Linked DNA regions of Homo sapiens: region 1 is linked to region 2. The links are chromatin loops, found by intact Hi-C in ENCODE. Cell type or tissue: dorsolateral prefrontal cortex. All regions are shown on one strand. Links, peaks and the distances in the headings refer to the core of each region. The heading gives the core; the rest is flanking DNA. Region 1 overlaps MEGF10 (multiple EGF like domains 10). Region 2 overlaps MEGF10 (multiple EGF like domains 10).

Evidence for each region. A loop is a pair of places that touch in the nucleus more often than their neighbours do. Peaks named below come from ENCODE experiments on the same cell type or tissue, not always from the same donor. Only the 100,000 strongest peaks of a DNase experiment are listed, where the experiment ranks them.
Region 1: it touches region 2 in a loop (2.2-fold over the local background); 1 of 110 quality-filtered maps calls a loop at or near these places.

The regions. Positions count from the first base shown.
Region 1 is chr5:127,350,063-127,357,239 of GRCh38, forward strand. All of the region lies in intron 4 of MEGF10 (multiple EGF like domains 10), which reads left to right. Among named protein-coding and RNA genes, the nearest start is that of MEGF10, 63 kb to the left of the region's middle. In dorsolateral prefrontal cortex, for the core only: no CTCF peak of the experiment used is centred there; a DNase peak (open chromatin) is centred at 3,477; H3K27ac peaks cover 4,000 bases.
Region 2 is chr5:127,430,948-127,438,124 of GRCh38, forward strand. MEGF10 (multiple EGF like domains 10) reads left to right here. Exons shown (of 25, transcript NM_001256545.2): 14 at 2,416-2,562; 15 at 3,740-3,874; 16 at 4,414-4,542. Among named protein-coding and RNA genes, the nearest start is that of PRRC1, 83 kb to the right of the region's middle. In dorsolateral prefrontal cortex, for the core only: no CTCF peak of the experiment used is centred there; a DNase peak (open chromatin) is centred at 3,856; H3K27ac peaks cover 3,076 bases.

The DNA of each region.
Region 1 (7,177 bases), core at 1,863-5,862, 81 kb before region 2:
ATTGCATTTTCCAAATTTCACGGCTATGTTTGGAAGTGAAATCACAACCTCTAAGGTCATCTTGTTCACTCTCTTCCACTTTGCCTTTGGGCTCATCTCACATATAGTCTGAAGTTACACCAGTGACACTGGTGTAGCTCTTTCTCCAGGGTGTTAATTTCATCTGCAGTATCAGCAATCTCTAGACACTTCCCATTTCTTTGTCCCCACCTTTCAGCCTGCCCAAGGCTCCAGATAGTTCTCTAATTTAGAATTTTGACCTTGTTCCTAAGATAAAAATTTGTATAACTCAAGTTGTCTTGAATATTGTGTGTCCCAAGCTTGTCTGTTAATGTCTGTTCCCTCCCAATTGCTGTGCCTGTCTTGCTTCACTTTCTCCTTCTTTTCTCCCTGCCCCTTCCTGCCCTCCATTCCTTTTTTCTTCCTTCCTTGGTTCTCTTCCTCCTTTTGTCTCTCCTCCATTTTTTCCCCTTCTTCTCTCCTTCCTTTCTAAGCAGCAGGCACACCGAAGACTGAAGGATGAGTAAATCACTGTTGATGTTCTTCAGGGCTCAGTCTGTACTAAACAGAAGGAATGAAATACAAACTGTGGAAGGAAGGGAAAGACCCCTGGGCCCTTCCCTTCTCAACTGTGCTACACTGTTTATCAGAAGTAAAACACCTAGGCCACTTCAAAAAAGACATAAATTTGTTGTATATATATTTTTTTCATTGATTTTTAAAAAAATTTTGAAGTTGTAGTTTTTGTGGATACATAGTAGGTGTATATATTTATGGAGTGTATGGGATATTTTGACACAGGCATACAATATGTAATAATCACATCCGGGTAAATGGGGTGTTCATCACCTCAAGCATTTATTATTTGTGTTGAAAACAATTCAATTATACTCATGGGGGTAGAGAGTAGAATGATGGTTACCAGAGGATGGGAAGGATAGTGGGGGTGGGGTAGGGGGAAAATGGGGATGGTTAATGGGTAGAAAAAAATAGAATGAATAGGATCTAGTGTTTGATAGCACAACAGGGTGATTATAGTCAGTAATAATTTAATTGTACTTTAAAAAATAACTAAAAGAGTAAATTGGATTTTTTGTTGTATATATTTTTTAATTACCTAAAATTATTTTTCATACTGAAGCTATTTTTTTATCTGTGTAAAAAACTGGAAAACAGATGAGCAAAAAGAGAAAATAAATCATTCATAGTCCTGCCATTTTTGTTTGTATCTTTCCGGATATATTTCCATTTCTTTAAATTCAATATAAATTTGTAGGTTATGCCATGCATATTTTTTGTAAGCTGCTTTGTTCATTTGTATTATATTGTAGACATATTTTCTTGTCTATCAATTACATCTAAATAATAATCTTATAATTACATTTTACTATATTAATATATACTAACGTTAGGCACACGTAGTTTTGCGGCTACAGGGAGCATCATTTTATTTATCCCTTTGCATGTGTGAGTGATTCATACAATAAATTATTTTAAGTGGAATTTCTGGAATGAGAGGTATGCATACTGTATCATTTAGAATTAGATTTGGCTATGTAGTGCCTAGAAGTAGGCAAGCCAGCAGGGGACTCAAGCAGTTTTTACCCTTCTGCTCCACCATCTCTTTGTCACATGCTCTCGCCAAGCTACAAGGGCATCTTTATTCTGCCACTCCTGTAACTTCACACTACACATGGAATGAGCCCAAAGGCAAGGTGGAAGAGAGTGAACAAGATGACCTTAGAGGTCATGATTTCACTTCCAAACATAGCCATGAGACTTGCAAAGTGCAATGGGACATCATTTTAACATTTACAAAGGTATGGTCTTCATTTCCATGTACCATTATTGACCTCCACACATCAACAGACGGAATAGGTGGGAGAAAGAGGCAAATGGCAATGCCAACTGTTTCCTAAGGAAGGTTCCTAGCAGTGATCATGTTCCTTTTATATCCCACTGGTCACTTGGTCTCACCAAGCTGCAAATGCATCTTTAGTCTGTGTGGTCAGAGGCCCAGTAAAAATATATATAAATATATATATTTCTCTGGGAAGGGTAAAATGGATATTGGGAGACAGGAATAATCTTAGCCACATCTTAATGCATTTTGAGACACATTGCCAAATTGCTGTCCAGACAGGTTGTAACAACTTACATGACCACCAGTAATGTATGAGGGTACCCACTTCCTTACATTTCTGCTGACCTAGGTATTATTATTGCTTTCAACCTTTTGGGTGAAAAATGGTACCTAGCTTTATTTTGCATTTCCTAATCATTAATAATGCTGTTCACTTTAAAAACTTATGTTTATTGCTGGGCATGGTGGCTCACTCCTGTAATCCTAGCATTTTGGGAGGCCGAGGCAGGCAGATCACCTGAGGTCAGGAGTTCGAGACTAGCCTGGCCAACATGGCGAAACCTCGTCTTTACTAAAATACAAAAATTAGCTGGGCGTGGTGATGCACACCTATAATCCCAGTTACTTGGGAGGCCGACACAGGAGAATCGCTTGAACCCAGGAGGTGGAGGTTGCAGTGAGCCGGAGCCGAGATGGCGACATTGCACTTCAGCCTGGGCGACAGAGTGAGACTGTCTCAAAAAGAAAGACAAAAAAAAAAGCGTTTATTTACCATTTGTATTTTGGCTTTAGGGCCAGGACCAGGGTGGGAGATACAGTGAGACTGCCTTGTTCTTCAGAGAGCCATAAGAACAATGAATAGAAGCAACAGGGGACAGTGGCAAATGAAAGAGAAACAGGTTGATTTGGGGGCTGATAAAGAAGACAGTTTGAGAGAGAGACTTTACTAACATATGCCCCAGAGAGGTCAGTTCCCATGGATGTGCCCAGCAGCAGCAGCAGGAGGCCCAGGCCCTTCCTAGCTCTTGCACTCATCGACATCACGGATGCTCATTCTCTCCTCACCCCATAGTTCCATTAGGCCTCCTTTCCCAAGACCTCAACTGTCTGCAGTTTGCAGGGATGATCTGGAGCCAGGGAAATCTCTTGTCTTCTCCTACTACCTACCTCTCCCATGAGCATTGTGGATAGAGGAATGATCTCTGATTTCTGGCAGTGAGGTAAGCTCTTGGCAGTCCAAACTGATATGTGAATGGCTTGACCTATGGAAAGGAGAGAGACTCGTGATCCCCACATACTGTGGTTCATTCAGGCACATGCTGGAATAAATGAACAACTATTGAGGTTGCCCTAGGGACCTAACCATTATTTACAACATTATAACTCCAAGAAAATTTACACAACTGGTTTCCAAACACATCTTTGAAACCCGACCTCTTAGCATGTTGGGGACTGCTTATAGATTTAGTGACATGGGACTTGGAAAAGCTCACAGGAAAAGCAGCAGAAGAGCAGAGTGGGAAGTTGGCAGCTACCCTCTGTGGGAAGGATTGGTTAATCCAGAGAGAAGGCTGGCCATACATTCTCAGTCGGATGTTCTTGGCTTCATCTCCACTGATGGCAGAGAAAGCGAATCATTGTAAGCAGCGCTGCTTGCAGCAGAATCGTGAATGGACAAAGGAGATGGCCAGGGGTCCCTTCTCCAGTCCAGCTCCCATTCTCTTTGCCCCACATGCCTTGTCTTCTCCTGCTGGATACTGCTGTAAAGGAAGGGACTGTTCTGATGATTATTTTCTTTGGGGTAGACTTAAGTCTGCTAACTCTGTTTTTGTTAGATGGAGAAAGTCAAATGGTAACTCAAAGTTCAAGTTCTAATGGGGGCGTCCAGGCAAGTGTGGCTTGTAAGAAGGACAGAGGGAAGAGGTTTGGGGACTGGGTAACTCACTTTATTGCCTGGCAGGCCAGCTCTGATGGTGAGAGATCAGTTCCCATGGATGTGTCCTGCCTGTCGTTGGCACTGGTTAAGAGAACTTTGGAACCGTAAATAAGAAGCCTTAACTCCCACACACTGAACTGTGTATGATTTCCTGTTCTTAACAGAAAGGAGTGTGACAATTGATTACCAGAGCAGTGAATGAATATTCACAGCTGATTTTTAACTTGGCCAACTTCATGTAAAACTGAACCGGCTGTGGGCAGATAAGGAGCTGGAACTGTGGTTGGTGTCTATATGAAAAATAGTTCTGTAGATGAACTTTACTCTTGTTTGAATGTCATGCTTCAGAAAACAATGGGTTTTAAGCCCAAATTTTGAGGCGAGGGCTTAAAAAACACCTGCAGTTCACTAACCCAGGACTCTTTTCCTTCCAGGAGGCAGATATGCTACACAGGTGGCACTTTGGGAGTCACAATAACTGTTTGCCATATAATACGTTTTCCTTTATTTCTTCTTTTTAAAATTGGAATATTATGTTATTTTAGACTGGAATTAACAAAAAGCTTTCTTTTGGGAAAGGGAGTGCTACCTCTTGGAAGTGGCTGCCTGGAACATTGTGTTTAGAAGGATTCTGAGGCTGTGTCTGGGCTAAGAGAGAAAGAGCAAAGTGACTCACTAGTGATTTCTGCCACGGGATTGGAGTGGCAGTGGGTGGCCCGAGTGCGCCTCATTTGCCATCCCTGTATTTGACTGCATAGTATCCTGTGGCATTCTGGAATCATGGAGATAGCAACCGAGGCTCCTGAATCACACACCTGGCTAAAGGCTCCTGTTATACCTACCTCTGTCATTTAAGTGAGAAGTTATATTTACTGTTCTTGCTATTGTCCCCAGAAAAAAATTACCTTCCTTTGTGAGCTGGAATATTTGACATGCTTAACTCGGGATCATATTGTCAACAGTTTTGTGTTGGGGATGGGAAAGGATTTTCAATGGCTATGTTTTGCCTCAGTGTCAGCCACAGGGGGGTCTGATTAGGAGAGGGATTGGCAGGCTTGAGCAAATTGGGCACGGCTTCTGGGAAGAGCTGAACTGAAGATAGTTTCTTTCCCTACCTTACAATTATGTGAGGACACATTTAATTATTTATCCTGGCTTTGTATCATTTTGGTCTTTTCCTGCTGAAAAGTTTAGGGCCCAGATTCTTTAGGCTGAGAGGAGCTGCAGTGCAGGGAAGATGCCTTGTTTTGGGGTGAGAAGAGTTAGCCTTCGGCAGAGGTCTGTTTAGGGGAAAGCTAGGCTCCTTGGGTGGATTTGGGGAAGCAAAAGGAGAGCTTCAGGAAAGGAGGAGTACCTCTTATTGGAGTTTGAGGCAGACAGAGCCTTCTGTTTTGGATTTGTTTGATTCTCTCAGGCTTGTTTAATGATAAAATTGTGATCTTGTCAAATATTAAAAAAAAAACCATAGTCTTTTGATCCATTTAAGCAGATCCTTTCGAGTAGAGATAAAAGTGAGACAATCCTGTTAAGCTAGTCAAAGAGAGCCTGACTGACAACAATCAGATGGTATGTTCCCAAATATACCTACCCATGATGCCCTCCCTGCCACCGGCATTGAATTTTTTTCCTGTTTCCATAGGGACCCTGTACTCTGTTGCTATGGTGTCCGACGTGGTTCAGAGGAACCTACCAGTAAATACAGGGGAAGGCCTTTTGTCCACATACCGTGCCAGCAGAAATTCCAATTTTCCCACACATCTATCGGAACCTAAACTTCTGCTTTCCAGTTTGGGTCGTTGGTCTCTGCTAGCAGGGAAGATAGGAAATCTAATAAATAACAAGAAACCTTTGTTGCTTTACTGATTGACAATGCTTGCTCAGTGTTTAGGATTTTATAAATAGAAACTAAGAATTTAATTTTTAAAAAATCCACTATAAATTCAAGATAGCCTCAATCTAAACAGAAGGAGATCATATCTGCTGCCTATTTTTTTTTTTCTTGAGAAAGCCTGACTTTAGAGTCCCATGGAGACAGGGTCAAAAGGAAATAATGAAAAAATCCTTGCCTTATCTCTAGAAAATTAGTTCCTGAAATTGCAGTCTTTGCAGGACAGGTAGGATTTTTACAGGCCTAATAATTTATGCAATCCCCTTGCAGGGATAGAAAATGGCTAAAATAAAAGCCAAGAACTGAGAAGCAATTTTTATTGTACTATGGTTCAAATCTTTTCAGGGCAAAGTAATTTAAAAATAATGGAAAAAACACAGTTTGATCTAAGTGACCAACCACAAAACATTGACATGACCAGGTGGTGACAGAACTTGCATGTTTTTAGTCTGGTATAGCGCCGGCCAGCGCTTTTACAGATAATCCAGTGGTAAACCTAGTGCATCCATCTGGGCCACACACAAGAGATGCTAAAGGAGGGAGAGATTGATGCGCTGGTAGAATCAATGCTGCACTGACATTCTTCTTTCCTTTGGTTGTAGTAGTAGCCCAAGGTCCAGACCTATATTGCTTATTGATAACCAATTCTAAAAAAGGCTGGAAAAAAATCAGAGAGCTCCAAGAGAGTTAAGACAGAGAAACTCAGACTTCTTGATTCAAGTGACAGAAGGCAGCATTAGCTCAAGGTGGGCCTCCCTGACCGGCTGGCCACGTTGGAAGGGCAAAAGTGGTTATGGCAAGTTTAAAGATATGGCCATCAAAGTAATGTAGATTTAAGCTAAAAAACAATAGCTAAGTTAATTTATTGTACTTAGCATGAAATTGAGGGACATAAAAGGAAATATGCCACCATGAATGAAACATACATGTTGATCCAGGGAGGAGAATAGGTTTCCAGAAACTTGGATCCTAGGCATTATCTGTAGTTGAATCCCTCTAGTGTGAGATATGGAATACTCATCCTGCAGAATTCACTGTTGCATTATCCAGTTAGTTTGGGAAATGCAGTATGTTGGATCCCATTTCTTGAAGATTTGCTTCAGCCTATTAAAGGCTCTGGGAATGCCTGCAGTAAAGGCATGTCTCAAACTTTTTTGACCATGGAATTCCTTACTCCCTATACCCTCTTCCCTTTTCTTTCCCCAAGAACATAAGGGAAGAAATAGTTCTCTGGATCTACTTACTTGGAAAACACTGCTTTGAGGGATTTTGTTTTCTGTAAACATACACTGGGTAATTTTAAATATTTATAATTTATTTGAGACTCTTTGGACCTGTAATTTCTTCTAAGGACAATTATATTATCTGTTCTAACAACTCAAGAAAGGGAAAGCTTTAGTTGAAGCTGGAAGGCTATAATAGATACTTCCTTACCTTTGCTATGGCATGGAGGAGATGCGTATTTTACTGCCTCATTGATGGGGACAAC
Region 2 (7,177 bases), core at 1,594-5,593:
ACTAAAAGTTATTTTCAAGTAAGCTTGGGTCTGTTGAAAGATGCTTATATGATTGGACACAGAAGGTTTGATCAATGATCTATAGAATTTGCTATGATTCTCTGGAAATGAAATGATGGGTAAACCATATGAAACAAGCTTATCTCTGCAGTGGATCTTCTTGCTATAGGGTGGGCCTTGTTACTTATACAAACATTACCAGGATATAGTTGATTATGACTGATGGCTAGGCTAATCAGCTGAACAAACCTCTTAAGGGAAGAAGAATAAGTTATGAAAGAGAGGATCTCTTTATTCAGATTTGCCTATCTGGCCTGTAGTCATTTTTCTTACCATGCTCTGATTGAGAATAGGCTAAGCTATACATAAATCATGATAACCTATGATATAAAAAAGCAGCAAATACTTTTGACCTAAAGTGTACTCCATTCCATCTTAACTGAATTTATTAAGTGCAATTTGAAGTAGTGATTTGGCAAGTAGTTGATAAACTAAGTCATCATAAATGGCTAAATCTTACCTGTCCCCCAAGTCCCCACCCTAACAAAAAAGCATAAAAAATCGGGACTGCTTTTTCAGGATGATGATCAGTCAGATTAACAGGATAATTACTCAGTTTCCACTTCTTCAAAATCTTCGTTGGGATTTGTCTTGATGGCATCAGACCAAAATGCCCTGGGTTGATTGTCTAAGTCTCTGTGATAAGCAGGTGTCCCCATCTTAGCTGTTGTTAAGCAGGAGTCTTGGCTCACGGTCAGAGTCTAGGACCTGAATTTGAACTGAGAGCGAAGTGTTTAGCAGGTTACCCTTGTTGGTACTTTCTTTAAATTCTCAAAACAAAGTTTAGGTTTGCAGCCTCATTTTGAAGTGGTTTACTGCTTAATATGTTTGATGCTTCTGCCCAGTATAGGTGTGGATATAAATTCCAGGTAAGATTCTGTGGCTGATGTATCACATCTGGTGAGGGTAGAGTTTGCAATTTCATCTCAGATTTTCAAAAGAGATTTGAAAAAAAAATAATATATTTATGATTGCAAGAAAAAAATCAACATAGTAGGCCCAGATTTCATACTTTATTCTATGGGAAACATTTAAACCCCAATTGGTTTATGAACAGACCTGGTCTCCTTTCTTCAGCCCATGGTCCGAATGAAATAAAAGTCTATTGTTGGGTCAAGCTAGACACAATGAGGTCTGCATGCTTTCTTGCCTATTTAATGGCCTTTACCACGTGGGAGACTTTCAGAAGGAAAAAAACAGGAACAGTAAAAAGTGGATCTTCTTGCTATTCCAGTGTTCACCGGAAATGGTGTACCAATTAACAACATTCACATTATAGTTTGGGACTGCTTCCATGTTAAGGTTCAGACTGTGGTGACTTTTTGCCTGATTACTTTAGAAGCCAAAACTGTAACACAAGACATGACCGTCTCAGCATCGTGGTACTGGGTGGTTGTTAGTATTCTGGAATCCTGGAGGGTCTGCGTGCTTGCTCTTAATGTGTTTTCATTTGGTCTGAGGCCAGCAACTGCCAGTTCACTACTAATTATAACTTATTGCCTTTCAATGTGAAGAACATTTCTTTGAGTTGTGAGGAATTCTGGCAAGAAAGAGGCCCCTGTTGTATTTCCAATACGAATGTACAGAAGAGACTTTTATTTATCTCAAATAAAACCTGGTTTTAGTTTTATTTTTGCAAACTTAGCTTTCCTTTCTGTTTCCTTTTGTCATTTTTTTTAATTCTAAAGTTTCTCAGTATTTAAAATTAGAGTTAAACAACTGCATACAGTTTCATAATAATCGATAGCATAGACAACAGCTACAAATAATGTCAGTTGTGATATTCTGCCAATATCTCTCCAATGTCAGGTAAGATTTTTAAGGAGGAATTTGGTGGCACGTGTCAGTGCATCTTTCTGTTCTGCACAATGCACCATCAAGTTATTTTAAGATTATGTTTATTTGTTTCATCCAGGGGAGGGTTTTCTTTATGTAAAACATTTTATGGAACTGTTCATTGCCTTATCCTTTTACACTTTATTTCTCTGTGAAAACAAAGAATGGGAGGAGGAGGAGGAAGTCACCAAGGGCTAAAAGATATCGTATTGTTGATAAATTTTACTTGCAATAGACAGAGCCCTTGGGCTTCCACTTTATTGCCTCCTCCTGAAGAAGAAAAATCAATATAACAAAAGTTTGTTATTCGTTCTTCATGACTCCATAGAAAATCGGTCTGGGTATTATTTTAATGTTATGATACTGTGTATTGATGTTTATAAGATGGTAACTCTCCATTCATTGCTGCTGGTGATCCTCAGGTTTAACACTGTGAGCTTAGTCCTCATCTATGAATTAGCATCTGCGGAAACTCCGCACTGCCTCTCACTCAGCCTTGCCCCATGTGCATTATTTCAGGTGTCCACTGTGACAGCGTGTGTGCTGAGGGACGCTGGGGCCCCAACTGCTCCCTGCCCTGCTACTGTAAAAATGGGGCTTCATGCTCCCCTGATGATGGCATCTGCGAGTGTGCACCAGGCTTCCGAGGCACCACTTGTCAGAGGAGTAAGTGTCTCATTAGGCAGTAATTTCCACCTTCCCTTCCCTGGGCACCATGTATCGAATAATGATCTCTGTCCCACCTCTCAGTTTATAGTGATGTCCTGTTGCAGTTGAAGGCAAAAGAGAGTGTAATGGTTCACTTGTCCTTTGCAGAACTGTGTTCCCTAAGAGCTTCATTCTTTCCAGCCTTCAGAACTAACCTAACAGATGGGGATTTAACCATTTCTTCTCAATAATTACTTCATTGCCTCATTGGCACAACCATCAGGATATATTTCTTCACCCTTCCTGAAAGCTTTGGAATGGTGTTCTAGAAATTCACTGACCTGTAAATATGTTATTCAGCAGTTTGGCATTGGCCTTACCTCAATTACCAGACGTCAACATCAGCCAAACCTTGAGGCAAATCATTCATCCTGCTAGTAGTCTTAAAATCAGTGCTATGGGGAAAATGGAATTGCAAAGTTGAAAAAGGAGACTGTTGACATTGGTCCTTAAGACTTCTGAGTTAGAAGATTAAGTAATCTTTTAGTAAATGCAATCAAAAAAGAATATGTAACTAATTATAAGTTATACTATTCTAATTTTTTAAATTGCCTTTCCCCCCATAAGAATTCTATGCAGTTATCATATATTTAAATCTGAATAGTATCTTGGCAAGAACTTAAGTATATAGCATTTTGGTTAATCACTTTTCGATTACAGTCATTAACCTGGACCATTTTGAGGAGGAAAAATCTTCAAATTTTGACTGTTGATCGATTTTTATTGCCAGAAACGACTCTTAAAGAATAAAGAATCAACAAATGGTTTGAGAGTACTTATTTGAGACTTATTAGTATTTCAATTTTTTTATCTCTTTATTTATTCAATGAAAATTCCTGGAGCCCTGCTTTATGCCAAGACTTGAGCTAACTGGGGCCTTAAATGGGAAAATAAAGAAGACTAAGACATTTGCTTGCTCTCAAGAAACTCAGAGTTTAGTGGCTTCTTTTCCTCATTAAAGGGTTCCTTTGTTCCTTTGTTGTTCTTGTTTTCTACTTGGAAAATTCTCCGTATCTTTTTTACTTTTTTTTAAGGTTTTGCTTTTTAACCTCTAAAACTTTAACTAGATCCCGATCTGGAATGCGAGACAAACGCATCTCAGAAGGATAACTGCTGATTTCCCTTCTGTTTTCAGTCTGCTCCCCTGGTTTTTATGGGCATCGCTGCAGCCAGACATGCCCACAGTGCGTTCACAGCAGCGGGCCCTGCCACCACATCACCGGCCTGTGTGACTGCTTGCCTGGCTTCACAGGCGCCCTCTGCAATGAAGGTAAGGCACGAAGCATCCCGGACAGCTGGGTGGTGATGAGCACGCCCCGGAGAGTCTGTCCTCAGGCCTCCCCTTGGCCTTCCTGAAGGCCATGTTTTCAGCTGTCTGCTGGGAATGTCTTCTGCTGTGCTGTGTCTGCAGCTTCTCAGATAGGACTTTGAGCTTTGGAAAAGCTGGCTTGCCACTCCAGCAAAACCTTTTTATTTCCTGAGATGTGCTACTCTTCAGTTTTAGCTGGACATGTCCTCCCATAAAAAATCAATATGCGGAAGAATTTTAGACTCCCAGAGCAAGAAGTCGTGAAGTCATATTTCTAGAAGTGCAATGATGTCCCCTGGTTTGTGATGCCTTAATGCAAATCTTTGGCTTCATGGATTTGTAAAAATGAGCCCATTCAAGATGAAGGATGCTGTTGAGCAGAGATAGCTACCAATGAGCAGCTGGGCCTGTGACCTTTAAAGTTATTTCCTGTGCTAAGATTCTAGGGTTCTGCGAGAGGGGTTTTGATTGTGAGTTACTGACCTATAGCTTATTCACAGTGTGTCCCAGTGGCAGATTTGGGAAAAACTGTGCAGGAATTTGTACCTGCACCAACAACGGAACCTGTAACCCCATTGACAGATCTTGTCAGTGTTACCCCGGTTGGATTGGCAGTGACTGCTCTCAACGTAAGTCTTGTTTGAGAACAATTAATAAACTGTTCTTATTTGTTTGTTTTCAGATTCTTTAGGATTGAAGTATGAGTGTTTTTATATAATCAAGAAAGAATATATGACTAATTAAAAGACACATTCTACTTTAAATTCTTTTTTTAAAATTCTTTTTTTTTTTCCCATTACGACCTCTATGCAATGGTCCTATGTTTAAATCCAAATAATGTCTTGGAAAGAACCTAAATATGTAACATTTTCCTTATCCCCTTTTCAGTGATTCATCGTCCATTGAAATAAAGCAAAAACAGCTGTATTGAGAAATCTATCTCTTCATTTTGTGTTTATCTGGAGAGTTAATTACAGAGAAAGAAAAAATGGAATTAAATGATGTGAGCCTTAGAAACCTATTGGGAACCTGAGCGAACTGCCCACCTAATATGCTTAGCTTCACCTTGGCATCACCCAAGTGCCTTCCACACCACTGGATTTCAGACAGGAATTGTGTGACCCTATAAGGGACTATATAGATGACTCTTAGAGCACCCATGTCATGAAAAAAATGACATCGACTATAAGTCATTCATGAATGTTTTGAAAGGGTCAGTGCAATGTCTAAAAGTATTCAACTTTTGACCAAAAAATAGCATATGTATGGAGTAATCTGGTTTCATTCATTTTAAATTTTATGAAACACTCTCAGTTTATATTGAATTCCCCCATCATGCACATAAGAGAAATCAAAGAATGACTGTGTGCAGTCATTTTACATGGTGCTTTATTGATAATTTAATTCAAACTTCACAGTTACAAGCAACCTGCAAATACTAATTGATGAGCAATATATTTTTTGCTGGAAGATTTTTTTCTGAATGTTAATTTTTTCCATAAGTAGTCCAGGCTGTACCCCATTTTTTAGGAATAAGGGAAGAGAGCTAATAAATCTCAGAAGTGTAGCTCTTTGGTGAAAGAAGTGTTATGCGATATGATTTCACTCCATTCTGGGGGCATCACTTCAGAAGAAATCAGTCTGTTTAAATCTACATGTGTTGCAAGGGCTCTGACTGATGGTTGGGCGTATGGGTTTGGGAAGAGTAAAAGGTCCAATATCATTGTCACAAAATGATTGATTTATATTGCTCCTTTAAAAAGTAGTCTTTATTTTGGAAATTTGTCCCTTCCTCATTTGGAGGAGGAATGTGCTGAAAGGAATAAAAATAGAAACACAACTATGAATGGAGACTATAGTGTTGCCTGTCCCAATAATCACTCCACAGGAAGCTGACTTATTTGGCAAAAGCCTTTGCTTCTCCTGGGGATCATTGATTTCATTGATTCCCTTATGGACTCTGTGGAACCATCTTCATATTTCTTCTTAGCTGATTGTGAGCCTGTCTAAAGAGAGCAAAGTCCTTCACAGTGAAAACACAGACTTTGAAAACTTAAAGGGGTACATTTAAAGGGGCAGGTGTCCTTGGGAAAATGATTTTTTAAAGCACTATCTCTACGTTTACCTTTTGGGAATATAAAGTTGAGTGATGCTTATTCCCATTCTCTGATCATAACAAATATAGGGAGAAAAACCTAATGGCAGTGGGTTACCTCAGAAAAATATATTGTGAACATAAATGGGTTTACAGAAGCTGGTTAAATATCATCTAAGGAATAGGTTGTTTTAGGTAAAGAGTGCTTCACTGAGCATCAAATGGGCTAGACGCTTCAACAGTTTTCACTGAGTCTCACTGTGGCTTTGGGAAAGCTGTATTTGTCTAACAAATAACAAATATTATTATTAATCTATGTGACCTTGTACGAGTCACTATTAACCTTTTGTGTGCTCAGTTTCTTCATCTGTAAAATTAAGGTGTTGTATTTAGAAAATTTGTTCCAATGCTCACTCGAGACCTCAAGTGTCAGCTAGTATTTTCCCCTTGCTCTTGGACATGGTGCACACAATTATGGAAGAATTTTTTTCATTTAAAAAGTTACTTCATATGTATTATTGATTGTCTTTATAGGTCCACATTCCCTATGGGGTAGCCGTATAGAAATTACAGGTGGTCCTCCTTTTATGCAATTATGTTCCTAAAGTATTAATATGAATAAAAAGTATTTTTTGTCAATGAAATTATTTTACCCCCTGATCTTATGCTATTATTTCACAGATACTTTATCTGACTTTCTGATGTCTCTTCAATCGGCAGTGACCCCTAATGATTTAATTGTATTATTTTCTGGATCTTCCAGTTAAGAGTTTTTACAAGGAAACCAATTTTTACATACCGCTGGGAACCTCAATATTTAAAAGGAGCCTGAAGTGGCAACTCTAGAGTAGACTGAAGGGTACAGGATTTAGAAATTGTGAACATGAGCTACATGGCCTTGGGTCCTTTAACCTCTCTTGAGTCAAGTCATTTTCCACACCTTATCTCTGCTCAAATGTCCTCTCCTCACAGAGGCCTTCCTCAGAGGAGTAGCTCCCAAAATTATTGTCTTCCTTATCCTCCTTATGTTTTTTCATAATACCTACCACCATTGATTTTTCATTTTGTTGGTTGGTTGGTTGGTTTGCCTGCCTCCCCTACCAAAATAGAAGCTTCCAGAGGATGGTTTGGACTTTGTCTTATACTCTGCTATCTCCCTTGGGCCTGGA